Regions from separate parts of the Homo sapiens genome. Here region 2 is linked to region 1. The links are chromatin loops, found by intact Hi-C in ENCODE. Cell type or tissue: prostate gland. All regions are shown on one strand. Each heading gives the region's core, and the rest is flanking DNA. Links, peaks and the distances in the headings are about the cores only.

The links. Hi-C counts contacts between places; a loop is a spot of excess contacts. Peaks named below come from ENCODE experiments on the same cell type or tissue, not always from the same donor. Only the 100,000 strongest peaks of a DNase experiment are listed, where the experiment ranks them.
Region 2: a loop joins it to region 1, with 2.2 times the contacts of the local background. A loop is called at or near these places in 3 of 110 quality-filtered maps.

What each region holds. Positions count from the first base shown.
Region 1 is chr17:72,395,087-72,403,419 of GRCh38, reverse strand. LINC00673 (long intergenic non-protein coding RNA 673) reads left to right here. Exons shown (of 4, transcript NR_152516.1): 4 at 1-98. Among named protein-coding and RNA genes, the nearest start is that of LINC02003, 56 kb to the right of the region's middle. RefSeq lists an enhancer at 2,858-3,152. In prostate gland, for the core only: no CTCF peak of the experiment used is centred there; a DNase peak (open chromatin) is centred at 3,589; H3K27ac peaks cover 2,745 bases.
Region 2 is chr17:72,440,163-72,448,495 of GRCh38, reverse strand. All of the region lies in intron 1 of LINC00673 (long intergenic non-protein coding RNA 673), which reads left to right. Among named protein-coding and RNA genes, the nearest start is that of LINC02003, 100 kb to the right of the region's middle. In prostate gland, for the core only: no CTCF peak of the experiment used is centred there; no DNase peak of the experiment used is centred there.

The DNA of each region.
Region 1 (8,333 bases), core at 131-8,130:
GCAGAGTCAGAGCTATTTGTACTTCATTATTATTTCCAAGGCGAATAGTTGGCTTTCTTTTTGCAAAAATAATTAAAGTTTTTGTATGTTGCAGTTGCTGTGCTTGTATGACCATTTAGTGAATTTGGTGTCTTCTAAATAGAACAGTGGAGTCCTTGTGGACATCTCAGATTCATCACAAAATGATTGAGGAGAACCTCTTGAAGATGTTTAGAGCTATTGAAATTTACAGATTGTTGATGGGTTTTCACCTTTTCCTTCCTTTCTTGACACACAGTTACAGGCATTGTATTCCTTGGATTCCTACAGGTGTCAAGGAACAGAGATCCACTTACGTTACCTTCATAAATCCTGGTTTATTCAAAAGTCACAGTAAGGTAGACAGGAAATAGTCCCAGCCACTGCCTAGCTAAGCCTTTTCAAAAAGCCCAAGGTCATTCAGCAGATGCAGAAGCACTAGTTGGTTTTCAAAGATAACAAGAGCAATACCATCATGGTCGTTTTGATCCTCTGTTCAGCAGCAGGGTTCGCTGCCCCTGACTTTAGAATTCTGCCATCGTGATGAGCTGAAGGTCACCAACGGTCCCAGTTTGCCCAGGACTAAAGGGTTTCTTGGGATGAAGGACATTCAGTGCTAAACCTGGGACAGTCCTGGGCAAACTGGGAAAACTGGTCACCCTCCTGGGTGACTCAACGACCATGCCTCTACTTTGTTACTTACTATTAACTGACTGATGCTGTTGACTGGTTTAGCCAATCTGCATTCAGAGCTTTTGCGTCTGGTTACTTCGTTGGCCTTCAGGCAGCCACAGATGGATGCTATTGGATCAGGCACCAATGCTGACCAAATCAATTGTTTCCAGGATGGTAGGGTTGTATGAAGAACCAACTGAGACCATGTCCTTCTGAGTGTTGTGGATGGTGGGCATGGCAGGCCTTCAAGGTATCAGGGATTCCTCTCCAATACAGCCTTACTTACAAAGGAGAAACTAACTTTCTCATGAAAAACAAAACAGTTCATTAAGAAACAAAACTAACACAGCCACTGGGAACTGAGGAAGAGAGACTGTAACATGTGTGCAAGCACACACACACACACACACATGCATACACATGCTGTCTGTAGAATCATGAGCCAGGATTCCAAATCTGCATCTTTGCTAGACAGAGATCAAGAACTAAAACCTTTGGGATGGTGTTGTCTGGGAAGCAAAGGAGTTGGCTAGAGGACTTCCTGAAATTCCTTTAAACTCTAGAATCCTTTAAAATATCAAGGGTGTGTAAACTGGGGCTAAGTATGTACATTCTCTCTAAAGGCTCCTAGATAACCTTTGAGTTCAATTCAGTGTGGAGTGGGGCCTCCCAGCTTATACTTACCTTTCTAGACACTGACTTTTATCTGGGATGAGGGAGCAGAATTTGGAGGTGGTAGTCAGGGCGGGGGTAGGGAGGGGAGTGGGTAAGGGATAGTTGCACCAGCCCAACTTTTTTGGTCTTAAGAACAACCTGAACGCAAATTACAGGGTCTTTTGTGGACTAGAAAAAGCCAGGTTTTCAGGATCACGTGGCGTCCTGAAGTTGTTGCTGCTTGTCAGGGCATCTGACCTCCATCTTCTCTGCTGAAAGACAGGCATGAGTGTTTGCAGTGCCGGAACAGGGGCCTTCAGATAATTTCATTCATCTGGCATGGCAAGACCACAGGGAGGGAATTACATGCTAGGGTAGAGATGAACTTATGGACGTATCATGCACCTTGGTGTTTGCCCCTGTAGTGATTCTCACTACCTTCGCTACCATTGGAGGGATGCTCACCCACCTCCTTGGGTGCCATTTTTCTTTTTTAAAAGATGAAGGCATTTCAGATGATCCCTTCATTTATGTTCTACTTTCATTCTTTGGTTTCAAAAGAAGTCCTGATCTTATGTCAAAGGCAACAATCTCTTCTCTCAATCTCTCTCTCTCTCTCACTCTCTCTCTCTGGCTCACTCTGTCACCCAGGTTGGAGTACAGTGGCATGATCTCAGCTCACTGCAGCCTCGACTTCCTGGGCTCAAGAAATCCTCCTGTCTCTGCCTTCCGAGTAGCTGTGATCACAGTTGTATGCCATCATGCCCAGGTAATTTTTTTTATTTTTATTTTTTTGTAGAGACAGGGTCTCACCATCTTGCCCAGGCTCGTCTTGAACTCCTGGGCTCAAGCAATCCTCCTGCCTTGGCCTCCTGAAGTATGTGAGCCAATGCGCCTGGCCCTCTCTTTTCTTATCTCCTTATCCATATGCAATCACAGAACCTGAGAGGCTGAAGTGGTCTAAAGCATCACTCTTCTCTAGATTTATCTCTGACTAATGCAGGAATCCCCTTTCAAATCAGGCAAGGGATCGTTCAGCCCAGGGGAGAGAGGACTATGAGAGAGGCTGAGTGATACCCAGCCTGATGGGGAAGCAGTTGAATTTTAAAGAGTGTTTCATACACTATCAGGTGGCCATGAATGTCAATTTCTTAATGAGATTTTGTGCTAAATGCTTTTTGCCCTCTTCCCCATGTTTGTTCTGGTTTAAAAAAAAAAAAAAAAGCACAGTGCAGGGAGGCAGAGAGACCTAAGTTTTTGTCTCAGAAAGCTCCTCATCATCTTAATTCCTTCCGTATAAAATGAGGGGTTTGGGCCACACGATCCCTGGAGCCTCTTCTATTAATAGTTCTGACATCCACGATGCTGGCATATTTGATGGATAAGCTATCAGCCTTCTAGGAGTCCATGTCTTAAAGTTTTGCTGGGGTTTTAGGTCTCATGTTAGAATAGTACGTTAGACATTGTCCAAGGTGCAATGTAAAGTGATTTCATCTTGCCTTAATTTCATTATGAACATAACTATTTCAAATTAGCTCCCCGACACCGCCCCCACCCCCCAATTTTGTTCAGCCTCGCCTGTGAGATTTTCCATGGCATTGGAACTTGATCCACAGGAGAACTTTGATCCTCTTCAAGCGGCCCTGGAAACCCATGTGGGAAAATATTAGTCATGTTGACAGGAGAGATAGGAGGTTCTCGTGGTGAAACAAGTCCCTCTGCTCAGGAGGCTGCAGTTTAAAGGATTTCAAGGTGACCTTGGAAGTGGTCACTGACCTTGGATAAGACCCTTATATGCCAGGCTGGTGGAGAACAGGTGGAGGGAGGCCTGAAGACAGCCCTAAACTGAGGGGTCTGGAAACCTGATCACCGGCCCTGCCCTTGGCTTCAACTAAGTCCGGGTCACATGTGAGTCACTCTAGCCTTTTCTCTGGGTCTCAGTTTTCTCATCTATAAAAGGGACAGAGAAGGGGCAGGGGTTGGTCTTGACGATTCTCTGAGGTTCCTGCCATGCATCAAGTTCTCAGCCTTGCCTGGCCCAGCTGGTTCCTGACAAGCAGTAGCCCTTTCTCCCTTTGCCTTTGGCTGTGCAAGTCAAAAACAGGGCTGTCCGGGAAGTCCATTACCAAAGAATACTTCAAAGCTGTTTGCACGCATTGTCAGTTGCACTGAACATGAGTTTGTTGAGGGAGAAGGTAAATAGACATACAGGCTGATGACAGGAGGGGTGGAAGGGGGACCACTATTTACCCCCAGGGTGGCTGGGAGGGGAAAAAAAAAGAAACCCTGCCTGCCGTTTTGACCAATAAATAAAAACTGGGAGCTCTGCGTGGCTAAAACCATAGGGGATTTATTAGTTTGCTTAGTGAAAGGCAAATATTAAGTCTTAAGTTGACCCGTCCTGGGACCTGCCTTTTGGCTTTTGTATGCCGTGCGGCACCGATCACTGGGCCCTCGGGTTATCGAGTTCTGTTGGAGTTTTTTTTTTTTTTTTAATTGTTTTCCATCTCCGTCTTTTCTTCCTCTTTCACCTGCCCCCTTCCCACTATGTCCCGCCTTTTTCGGTAACTTAGGTCTGGGTTTTGGAGGGGTGAGAAGGGCAAGGGTGAAAAACATGTTCTGCTTGTAGAACTGTCTATGCCCAGGGCTCTGGCCAGCCCAGGAATTGCCGATGCCCGGGATGTGGTGGCTCAGGGTAGTGACTCCAGCAGGTGGTCCTCCTGGGTCCCTTCCATCCTCTCTCCTGGACTATTAATGTTAGGTCCCAGGTGTAAGGCAAAGGCCTTGTCCCTCACGAAAATGAGCATAATGACAAGCATTGGAAAAGAACAGAGCACGCCTATTTCTAAGTTTTAACTTTCCTATCCCATCTGAGTCTTCATACCCAGCAGATGATTTCAGCCTGAAAGAGGAACTGTTCAAGGTGGGGCTGTGTCCATTAGGGTCTGACCAGGGCTTGTGACTCACCATGGAGTGAAATATCGGGACAAGAGGGGCTGGATGGCCACCGAGTCTATTCAGTTTTCAAGTAGGAGATGCAGTGAAACTAAACTAGATGGAGCATTGTTTATCCTTTGCTTTAAACATCCACAGTGTAATCCAGGCTATTCTAAAACATTGCAGTTTGTGGGTGCTACGGTCTCATGGGTGGTGCTTGCTAACAGCCACCCACTGTCATGTACAGCACAGCAGGACACACTGCTCCATGCCAGACCCTAAGTGCCCATTTCCTGGTCCACCCCAGTGACTGTCCAGGATGCATCTTTTTTTTTTTTTTCTTTTGAGACAGAGTCTTGCACCGTTGCCCAGGCTGGAGTGCAGTGGCGCAATCTCGGCTCACTGCAAGCTCTGCCTCCTGGGTTCACGCCATTCTCCTGCCTCAGCCTCCCGAGTAGCTGGGACTACAGGCACCTGCCACCACACCCGGCTAATTTTTTGTACTTTTAGTAGAGACGGGGTTTCATCGTGTTAGCCAGGATGGTCTTGATCTCCTGACCTCGTGATCCACCCACCTCGGCCTCCCAAAGTGCTGGGATTACAGGCGTGAGCCACTGCGCCAGCCCAGGATGCATCTTATTAATCTACGTGGGGCACTATGGCTTCCCAAATCACTACTCACATTCTAGAACTGCTTACTTCAGAAAGTTTCTTGCACATTCCAGTAATTATTTTTTTTTTTTTTTGAGATGGGGGTCTCACTATGTTGCCCAGGCTGGTCTTGAACTCCTCCACTCAAGCAATCCTCCCACCTCAGCCTCCCAAAGTGCTGGGATTACAGGTGTGAGCCACCATGCTTGGCCCAGTAATGATTTTTTATTGAATTCAGCACGATCGTTAATCCTTTGGCAATTCTTCACAGAGGAGTATTTTTTAAAGGATAGACATCGGGCATCCAGGGTACTGAAATCCTACGAATGCTTCGAGGCTCATCTCAAATGCTTCCTTCTCTCAGAAGCCGTCCTGGATTTCTCCTTCCCTCTCAACCAGTTGTGACCTCTCCCTCACATATTCTGACATAGGTACTCAAAAAAATGTCAGTCTTCCTTCCTTGACCATAGCACTTTAGTATCTCATTTACTGCACTTACAATGGACTTGTTTTGGCACCCTCTTCTCTCCCAACTCTCTTTCTCTCTCTTTTATAAGAATAGGGACTGAGTCATTGTTTACTCATTGAAATTTATCGTTGAAATGCTCCCAAACGTCCATGGTCACATGGGAAGCACTGTGATGGGCATTTCATATACTTCTCATTTAATCATCGGCAAACAAGACTTTACAGTAATCAATTGCTTTGACCAAGTCTTTTATGTGAACTTTGAGATTCAAAACCAGGGTCATGGACAATCTGAAATTCAGAGCTTGTGAAGTTGCAGCATGATGGCTTTTACATGGTAGGATGTACAAAAATGATGTTGAGTTGACTTTTCCTATTACCAACCTGTTATTGTGTGTACCACCAAATTTGCCTTTTTTTTTTTTTTTTTGCTTGCTCAGGAGTAATCAATAAAGTGTTTTCCACTTTGGGAGGCCAAGACAGGAGGATCACTTAAGCCCAGGAGTTTCAGACCAGCCCGGGCAACATAGGGAGACCCCCATCTCTACAAAATTAAAAAAACAAAAACAAAAACAAACATAGCCAAGTGTGGTGGTGCATGCCTGTAGTCCCAGCTACTTGGGAGGCTGAGGTGAGAGAATCGGTTGAACCTGGGAGGTCAAGGCTGCAGTGAACTGTGATTGAGTCACTGCACTCCAGCCTGGGTGACAGAGTAAAACCCTGACTCAAAAAATCAATAAAGAAAGAAAGTGTTTTCCAAACAGCAGAGAAATTTTGTTTGTTGCCTGATTGGTTGGTTTCCATGTAGAAACTCTTCCTGAAAATAGAATTATGTCTGATTTTTGCCAGTTACCCCATGAGCTAGTTTCATTTTTAGGGTGGGAAATAAAAATATCAGTTCAAAAGTTTAGATCAAAATTTCTAGGGTTTCGTTCACCCTGTCTAATAAGGAGAACTTAAAAAAAAAAGGATCTTCCCATTAATATCCAAATAATTTCACTCTGTCTAATAGGGAGAACTACAGAAAAAACAAAAGGGACCTGCCCATTAATATCCAACCTCACAGGTAGAGACCTTCGGTGTTAATAGGCAGATCCCTTGCCATGAGAACTGGACCTAGGTTCAAGGTCTTACCACCTGAGGACCAAAGGCCAAGGGAGAAAAGGCACCACTCAGGGGCAAGCAGGCCCTGGGAGGAAAAGTCTGTCTCCCTTGACTCCTGATTTCTCCTCCTGGGGGTTTGTGGGGGTGGGGGTGGGGGTGGTGGTATGGGGGTGTGTGGAGCAGATAAAGGAGGATTGAAGAGAACTGACATGTAGGGCAGAAGCTTTGCCTGTTTGGGAGACGAGAGACACTGAAAGCTCACCCCATTCTTAATTCATACACACCAATAAAATAAGAGTTTGGACCAAGAGGTTGTCATCTGTGAACCACAGTCACTAGGCACGGCTTCAGACATGAGAGAAATGATATAACATTCAGCCAAGAAAGATCAGGCCATTCAGGAAATAATGAAGTTCAGTGGTTTTATGGGACTTTCCAGTTTTCAAGCTCTTTGTAAATCTTCTCCTTGGAATCTCGCAGTGGCTTTGGGAGAAGGATAGAGACCTTGTTTTGTGGGCTGAGGGAGGTGTACTGACTTGCTGTAGAGACCACCCATAGGCCCCTGTCCCTAAGGGCAGTGTTGTGGTTCTCTATGTATCAGTCACCAAAGGCCGCTGCAACAAAACACCTCCATATATCAGTTCCTTCACTTGACAAGTTTTTCTCATTTACACATTAGTTAAATGTGACTTAGCAATAGTAGGGACCGGAGGCTCTTTTTCATGCAGAAATTCAGGGACCCAGGTTCCCTCTGTTTTAGGATATCACTACCTTCAGAGGCATCCTCTTCTACCAGTGAACACAGAGAAAGTGCTGTGAGAGGACATGCACCTGTTTGACCATCTTGGCCTGGAAGAAACACCCATCGCTTCTGCTCACTTTCCATTGGCAGGAATTGATCCCAAGGCTCCACTTGGATGCAAGAGAGCTGGGAAATGTCCAACTCCATGGAAGGAGGGGGTGGAGAACAGGAGTGCTGGGGAGGACTTGCAGCTCCTGCCATGCAAACTGAACCCCCTGTGGGGCTACTGAGGTGCAGCTTATTGGCCTCTGTTGTGGCCATTGAGGCCCGTGGGTCTGGCCTTCTGGATGCCCCATTGTCACAGGCCTGGGTGTGCAGGCTTAGTGCTTTTCTACTACCAGGCTCAGAGAGTTGAGGACTTCTGCCCAGGCTTACTGGCTCTCAAAGGGAAGCAGGATGGAGTCATGGTGGAGGACGACAGCTCTGGCCCAGAGTGCCTGGGCCTGAGCTTCTTCACCAGCCCCTAGCCGTGTAACCTTGAGTGAGTGACTAAGCCCCTCTGTGCCTCAGTTTCCTTCCTTTAAACTGCTTCCTTGGGTGATTGCAAAGTTTGGCCGAGATATTACAGGTGCAGCTCCTAGGGCGGAGCCAGGAGCACAGCGCCCAAGCAGTGTGGCGTCGGAGCTCTCTCTATACTCTGAACATGGCGCCATCAGGGCCCGTCTGCCATAACTCTGCCTCAGATGATCTCTATGCCCAGATGGGAAGAGGAAACGTCAAATGTGAACTTCTGCCATTGCGTCTCTGTTGTCCGGCTGTGGGAAGGTGTCGCTGACTCTTGCTGGCCGTGGCGGTTTTATTTGGGATTGGGGACAGAGCTGAGCTGCAGACACTGGCACTCAATGGTCTCTCCTTCTGGTCACCATGCACACCACATCAGTCTCACGTGACTTTAACATCAGTCAGGCGTTTTCCTAAAGGCCAAGTTCTCTCCAGAATCTGTCAGTTTCACCTACCGACTGCAGAGACCCTGCAAAACACTCATGAGACATATACATTGGGTGCATGAAGCCCTTCCTGTTTC
Region 2 (8,333 bases), core at 7-8,006, 45 kb before region 1:
TTTCCAAGTTTTCACCTGCGTGAAAATTGATTTGGACCCCTCTCCAGAGCACCATTCATAATCCATCCCTCTTGGCCAGGGGGGTCACAGTGTGTCCTCTGGCAACTCTGGCTAGAACATAAGACTGTAGGAGGAAAGTGCTCAGATTAGAAAAAAACTGAAAAAAGTCCTATCATGAGATCCATTTCTCGTATCATTCCTACAGAAACAAGACACAGAGAGATGTTCAGAAAAGAAAGCAAAGGGTCAAGTGTAAACTGATAGGTCTACTTCAAACATGAACCAAGAGGTTTATTTGATTGTATAGGTCAAAAGACTTGTGGGGCTTGAGGGCCTTTCAAATCGGAAGTCCAGCTTATCTATTTATAGCAAGAAAGAGGACAGAAAATACCATGGGCATCTGAAATGTACTGTTTTATAAGGTGGCATTTGTGATTTTTCTTTAGAAGAAAAAAAAGAGATAGAGCTCTAGGCATAGTGTTTGACTGAAGTGGAATACCACATGTGTTTTTTTTGGTGTGTATTTGCTTTAGCAAAGTAATAAAACAAAAATTTATAAAGCGAAGGTTTTCTTGGTTACAATTCAGAGGAAATATTTGTGAAGTCTTGACCAACTGCACATACTGAAGATGATCCCCCCGTGGAAATGACTTCTTAGCAAGGGGGAAAATGACAGTCTGGGCATATATGTTAACAAGGGGACAGTGGTCCTTACAATCCATCTTTGTTCAGTCCCAGAAAAGAAGATAATAATAATTTATCTCCAGACATTGGATCAGTAGTTTACCTGATCCAATCTTCATCTGCAAGATGAAAAATGGATCTTATAATTGCAAGTTATATACGCAGTACATTTCTCAGATGTGCGTGGTATTTTCTGTCCTTCCTCTTGCTATGGATAGATAAGCTGGACTTCTGATTTGAAAGGCCCTCAAGCCCCACAAGTCTTTCGACCTGTAAAATCAAACAAAACCTATTGATTCATGTTTGAAGTAGACCTATCAGTTTACACTTGACCCTTTGCTTTCTTTTTGAACATCTCTGTCCTGCTTCCGTAGGAATGGTACCAGAAATGGATCTCATGATAAGGCTTTTTCAGTTTTTTTCTGATCTGAGCACTTTCCTCCTATAGACTTGTGTTCTAGCCAGAGTTGCTGTAGGACACACTGTGACCCACCCTGGCCAAGAGGGATGGATTATGAATGGTGCTCTGGAGAGGGGGCCAAATTTCTGCACTGTAAACCTTCACCTACATTTTCTAGTGGACCTCTACATCTGTTGTCTGCACCAAACAGCATCCCTACCTTTAGGAAAACTATCTCCCGGTGTCTCATGGCAAAGGGCAAATGAGTCTCTCTGAGCCCTGGTTTTTGCAGACTCAGCCTCACAGGACACAAACCTGAAACGCAGTTGCTCACACCCTGTGTTTACTTTTATTTCCAGCCACATCTGGAGGCCAAAATTCATAAGTTTGTTGCCAAGCCTTACAACAGTTTACTGAGTTTGTACGTTAAGGGAAGGGGGAAAAAATGCTCTCCTGACTTGTCGAGTGTAAAATGGATGGAGGAATCAGTGGGCAAACCCTAAACCCCAACCATGTTTATTAACATCTGCGGCCTGCCGGCAGACGGGGAAGGCGTGAGCGGGCTATGTTTGTCTTGGAGGTTTTAGCTCAGAGAGCTCCATGGTGTACGCTCTCCATATATATACAGCCAGGCATCTTTTTAACCCACCAGAGACCAGGAGAGGGAAACAAGGGCTGTTCAGAAGCGGAGGAGCCCAGGTCCGATAGGGGAAGAGCAGGGATGGGCACTTGGCCGTGTTTACAATCAGGGCAGTGCAGTGGGTGGGCCGATTCTTGTGACGTACTTGAGGCTTAAAAAACGATCATAAATCTAATGTCTGTCAAACAGGGCTGGCATTTTCTTTTCCTTTCACAACTACGTTTTGTATGACCAAAAAAAGAAAACCAAAAAAAACCCACTTTTTTTTTTTTTTTTTTTTTTTTTTTAACAAGGAACCCTCAAGACTCTCATGAAGAGCATCTCTCTATCTAGTGTCCACAGTTGGGGTGGAAGCCCTGCCAGGAACCCATTGAGTGTTTTGGTGGAGGCCGTAATCTCTCTCTGCTGGAGGAAGGTGTCGCCATTCGTGTTTATTTATTTATTTATTTATTTATTTATTTATTTATTTATTTTTGCATTTTCACAGAGACATTGGAGTGGGAATGGCCACACCGAATGGGCCAAGACCTGAAGCCCTGTGTTCAACAACTTGGTTTTTACCAGGGATTTACCCAGTTTGCTTTGGGTCAGACGGGAGCACCCCGAGCAAGCCAAGAGCTCCTTTAGTTTACTGTCCTTCTGCCATGAATATAGCAGGAACCAAGGGGCAATTCTGTAAGGCCCCAGGATGGAGGGAGGATGTGCTGTTTGTGGCCGCCAGCCACAGACCCTCTGCCTAGGGAGAAATGTGCTGGGGATGTCCTTTTAGCAGACGGTTTGGCTCTCTGGTACCTCACGTCTGAGGTGAGCCCGCCAAAGAAAAGGGCGCTTTTTGTGGTCAGAGCCCAGGGCTTGGACGAAACCCTCGGACAGAGGCAGTATGTGCCCGGGGGAGGCGTGGCCTACCAAGAAGGAGAAAAACCCCCCTGTCTGTGAGGAGCGTGGCTGCCAGGCCTCTCCACTCAAGGAACAGTGAGTGACTGTTGGAAAGCTTGGCCTGCCCCGACGTCCAGGTGTGCCTGGCCAGTCAGGTGTGTCATCGCATGAAAAGCACGAGGCCGTGTGTCCGCCGGCCCCATCGCCACCCACCTCTGCCCACCCTTGCCAGAGCTTTCCAGATACCCTGGGAAGTTGACCCTCTGCTCTTACGCAGGCTGGGTGGGGTCAGGGCTTCCCTCCCCCACCACCCTCACTGTACCAGATCTTCACGTTCCATTTTCCACAGTGGGCAGCGTCCCAGCCAAGCTGTGAGCTCTCGGATCTGAAGAGCTCACTGCTTTTCAGGGCTTTTTTCCTGGCCCCTGGCCACACTTAGCTGCTAGGTTATTTGGGCAGGATTGTTCAAGGGTGTGAAACCAATGGGGCCAGAGTGGGAGGTTGGGGCTCAACCCAGTGGGGTGAGATTTCCCTGTGGGCTTCGGGTTGGGGGCACTGACACATCCCCAGCAGGGCCTCCTGGAAGAAACCCAGCCGCTGAGATGCCAGTACTTTTCCATGGGTGGGTGGGGCGGGGAGGAGGAGGACTTTGAGCCCCAGTGACCTGGCCGCCCAGGGATTTTCCAGGCTTGCTTTGGGGAGGTTATCCCAACTAGGGACTAGGAATCAGGAAGCCTTCATTTTATTTTGTAAAATTGTAACCAAGCTTCGCACTTATGATAATAAAATGCTGGGTGGACGTACTGGAGGTCCTCATCAATGCCTTCCCAGAACCCTCAAGACCACGAGGGGTAAAGGTGCCTTAGCAAGATGAGTTATCTGGTAAAGGCAACATCTCATGATTTTTCCCTTTGCTTCAAAATGTACTGTCGTGTTACTGAGCTCGGTGGAAGGTGCTAGAACAAGGACTGCTCTCCAGGGCTCTCTGTGTTTCTCACCTTACCTCGAGGTCATGCCTGCAGTTTGTAAAAAGGAGTGTTCCCCAGCCTGTATCCTCATGGGTCTTGTGTTCTCCCGAGTCTAATTATTTTTTTAAAACATTTTCAGAATTTCCGCTTTCTACGGTGCGGCTTTGGAGCTGGGGTCCACCCCAGTTCTGCCTGGGGTGCAGCCAGCACGCAGCTCCCTAGGTTCATTCATGCAGCTGACTGTATCTGTGTCAGGCATCTGCTTCATGTCATTTTCTTGGAGGGGCCTTTGCAGTTGCTGTGATGCTGTTCCCACCCCCATATCATTCTACTTTGCAGAAACTTCATGATTTATAACTGAATGTTTGTGTTTACTTGTTTTGACCTGTGTCCCTCTGGAATACACACCACACAGGCAGAGGCGAAGCCCTAGCTCCCAACATAGCATCGGCCACGCCATCGATGCCCCATCAGGATTTGAGTTAATACCTCCAGAGTGGGAGATGTGTGGCAAATTAAACCCCAACTGCTGTTGGGAAGTTCTGCATTTTGGATTCCTACATCCCTGCGACTCTGATTTATACTTGGCTGCTTCTAGGGAAAGGAGGATGAAAGGGGATTGACATTTAACATTGAAACCTGATTATTTACCTCTCAGACTTACAGCATGCTCAGAGCTGTGGGATTATGGAGTATTTATTTATTTTTATTTTTCATTTGTAAAAAAGGTAGAGGCTGGGCGTGGTGGCTCACGCCTGTAATCCCAGCACTTTGAGAGGCTGAGGCGGGCAAATCACGAGGTCAGGAGTTCGAGACCAGCCAGTTTGAGATCAGCCTGGCCAATATGGTGAAACCCCATCTCTACTAAAAATACAAAAATTAGCCGGGTGTAGGTGGTACGCACCTCTAATCCCAGCTACTCGGGAGGCTGAGGCAGGAGAATAGCTTGAACCCAGGAGGCAGAGTTTGCAGTGAGCCAAGATCACACCACTGCACTCCAGCCTGGACAACAGAGCGAGACTCTGTCTCAAAAAATAAAAAAGAAATAAGGTAGAGACAGGGTCTTCCTATGTTGACCAGGCTGGTATTGAACTCCTGGCCTCAAGCAGTCCTCCCACCTCTGCCTCCCAAATTGCTGAGATTACAGGTGTGAGCAAGCGTGCCTGGCCTTATTTATTTTTAAATTTTTATTGGTAAATTTATTTTAGATGGAGAAAAGAAATGCAAATAGGATCATGTGTTCTCACTATTGGTTGTTATTGTTATTGGCAGAGATGAATAATTAATTATGGCAGTATTTTTCTTAACCAATAAATTGCGGTCTTCTGCTTCTTGGCAGTGTCTGAAAGTAGTAGGTTCTGATTTGGTGTTAGTATAAGTCCCCAGTTCCTTCTGCTGTTGCCTGGGTGAGAGGTGGCCCCGGGCACCTCAGAGGCTACTCATTGTGTGACCGTGTCAAGTGGACACTTTCTGCAGATGGGCTCAAAAGGCTCACGTGTTTTGTCACTCATCACAGTATCGCTTTAAACTGAGAGCCTGGTTTTGGTTATGAATTCTCAAATGCCTAGAGGTTGGGAACTTTGGAGTCTTCTCTAAGTATCTTCTGGTTGAAGGGCCTAGTTGGTATGAATGTCTACACAAGAGGCCCAGGACATTTTTTGGGAGGACAGTATGAATCTTGCAGGCCCTGAGGTCTAGAGAATAATGGCTGGGCTGGGAGTTTTAGGCTTGGCTTTGCTTCCACCCCAAGGCTTTCCTTTACCCCAAAGTTGGGCACCCATATTTCACTGATCCTACGTAACCATAGACACACACACACACACACACACACACACACACACAAAACCCAAGGTACAAATATCCAACGTATACAATTTGTAAAGATGTAAATAAGGCAAGTGTCTATCTGAGGCTCCTAAGCCATTTAGTGGTCAAAGTTACAGCCTTCAGTTCTCTCAACAATCTCTTGACCACATGATGTGAAGTTTTGCCCGTTATTTATTGGAAACGGCCTGGCAGAATTGGACTCTTCTACATCTTTCTACATACAAGATGCTGGAATAATCTCCATCCCTATACTAAATGGAGGATATTTTGGGAAGTGAGGTTTCTTTTCTTTTTTTTTTATTTTTTTTGAGATGGAGTTTCGCTCTTTTTGCCCAAGCTGGAGTGCAATGGCGCGATATCAGTTCACTGCAACTTCTGCCTCCCAGGTTCAAGCGATTCTCCTGCCTCAGCCTCCTGAGTAGCTGGGATTATAGGCACCCACCACCACGCCCAGCTAATTTTTTGTATTTTTCATAGAGACGGGGTTTCACCATGTTGGCCAGGCTGGTCTTGAACTCCTGACCTCAGGTGATCCACCCACCTCGGCCTCCCAAAGTGCTGGGATTACAGGTGTGAACCACGGAGCCCGGCTGGAATGGGATTTCTTAAGGTGAAACTCTGAAATGTTTTACATTCATCTCACAACAGAAAAAGATACTTAGTTCTGGACCATGCCTTCAAGAGGCACCCATCTTAACAGAAACAGAAACATAGGCCTACAAGTTCTTGTAATACAAACCCAGCTAGAAACTTACAAGCCATGAGAGTTGGAGGCAGACGATGTGGATCTCTGAACAGCCCGGTAGAAAGAGTTGAATGTATACTAAATGATACTGGAAACCAATAGTCCTAAGCTTGAACTGATGCCTACATTAATTTGAAATTCTACCTATTTTTTTTTTCTGAAACATTTAAGGCAGTTAGCATACCCAATCTCCGCCTCCTCAGTTATAAACTTGAACCTTGACTTGTGTACATTCGTAAAACTTTGCTTGCACGTGTCTTGGTTTCATGCATGATTCTACAGCCTGTATATGTGCACTGTGGAGTTGGGCTATGCTGAGTTTCTGCATTTGACTGTAAGCCCTTGGAGGCAAGGCATGTGTTTATTCTTTGCTCCTTTATACACATGCCATAGTGTGCAAAGTGATACTCCTCCTCAAGAGGCTGTTTAACCACATGTTTGGAGTTTCTGAGACTTTCGGGAGGAGGGTCAGACCTCTTTTGCTTTGCTCCCCACCTTCTTCCTCCCTGCCTTCCTCCCTGGTTAATCATGTCTGTTGGGCTAGCAGGTGTGCAGGGGTACTGACAGGTCCCATGTCGGAAGCCTGGAATGGGATGACTGAGGCTCCCATCGCTGTCTTTATCTCAGACCTTGGGTTTAAGTAACTTTCTGAAAACCACAGTCCCACCACAGCACAGAAGCCAGTGGGGTGACACGAGGAGCAGGCCTGGGTTCCCCCGGTTGCCTGGTTCCAAGAGGGGCCCGTCGTCCTGTGCTCTGGGGTGGCCTTGGGATTAGGAGAGCCCAGCTAAACAACCTTCCCATCAGGCTCCTGGTCACAGCACGAGGCTTTAACGTCAGCCGAGCCTGGCAAAGAAAGTGTCATATTATGGGGCTTTAGGATTTCCGTTTAGTATTTCAGAATATCTGCATATTCTTACCTGGTAAATCATTTCTTTTCTGTTAGGATTTTCTGATAAACCCAAAGACGCCTTCAACCATTGCCCATACATGGCTTCCACAAGGAAAAGAATCATCCTTTTACCTCCTAGCTGGCTTTCCTTCTGCAATCGAAGATCTTCAACCTCTCCCCATCCCTTGACCACCGCCCCCCAACTTGGTTCTTCTGTACCTCCAGACACCCCAGAGAGACAGGAAGGAGGAGGAAGGATGGTTCAGATCTTGCCAATGGAGATGATAAAGCAGTGTAAATGCAGGCCCGAGGCCACGCGACCCCTGCACTCCTGGGAGCTCCTCTCACTTACTCGTCTGACTTTGAGCACAGCCAACTACCTCCCTGTGGCCTCATTCACATACCACCTCTGCCAGGCTTCCTCATTTTCTGTCCTTGGTGATTAACTGATCACTTATTATCTGCCTGCCTGGTGGTGTGCATGCCTTAAAAAGCTATAAAAACCTCGGTGTCCAAGATGGCACAGCTAGAGAATACCAGAGTTGCCATTCATACTCAGACATACCCAACAGCTTTCTTTCCAAGTTAACCCTTTGGCAAATGACCCTGTGGCCATTTCCTTCCTCACCAGCTCAGACGCCCCTGCCCCGATAACCCAGGGAGGTGGGAGCCACCTTCTCCCCCAGCCTCAGTGTGCACATGGAGCGTATTCTGTATATTAATGTATACATTATATATAATATACACAAACATAGATAATCCATATCACAAAATATAAGTGTTAGTTGGTATCATCTTTCTTAGTAGATTTCCACTCTGGAAAGCCTGGAAGCTCCCGTCTCTTCTTTGCATTTCCGGTGCCTGGTCTAATCCCTGGCACATAGTAGGCGTTCCATCAATACTGAAATACCTTATGGTGTGCTGGTGATTGTAGAGAGAGGTCTTTGCTCACTAGTTTCTTGTCTTTTGTTGTTATACGGTTGCCTGAGGGCTTAGTGATTTTTTTTTCCTTAAGAAAACTCCTTCTTCCCTAAGGGCTGTGTGGTTGCTGCTGTCTGTTTCCATTAGGCTGCTTGGCTGCAGTGTTCTCCCGGTGGTGATGCGCTGGGGGGGTGAGTGTGAGCCTCCATGAAAACCTCAGGCCTCCTCCGGCTGCCCATCTGTCATTAGCCATTTGCCGCCAGACACAGGGGGTGGGGGGACACCTGGAGAGGGAGCCTGGAGTGCTCCATGTGGCCTTTCCAGGAGAATGCGTTTGGCTTTCCATAAAAGACTTCTTGCCATGGGCAGGCGTGTGTGTG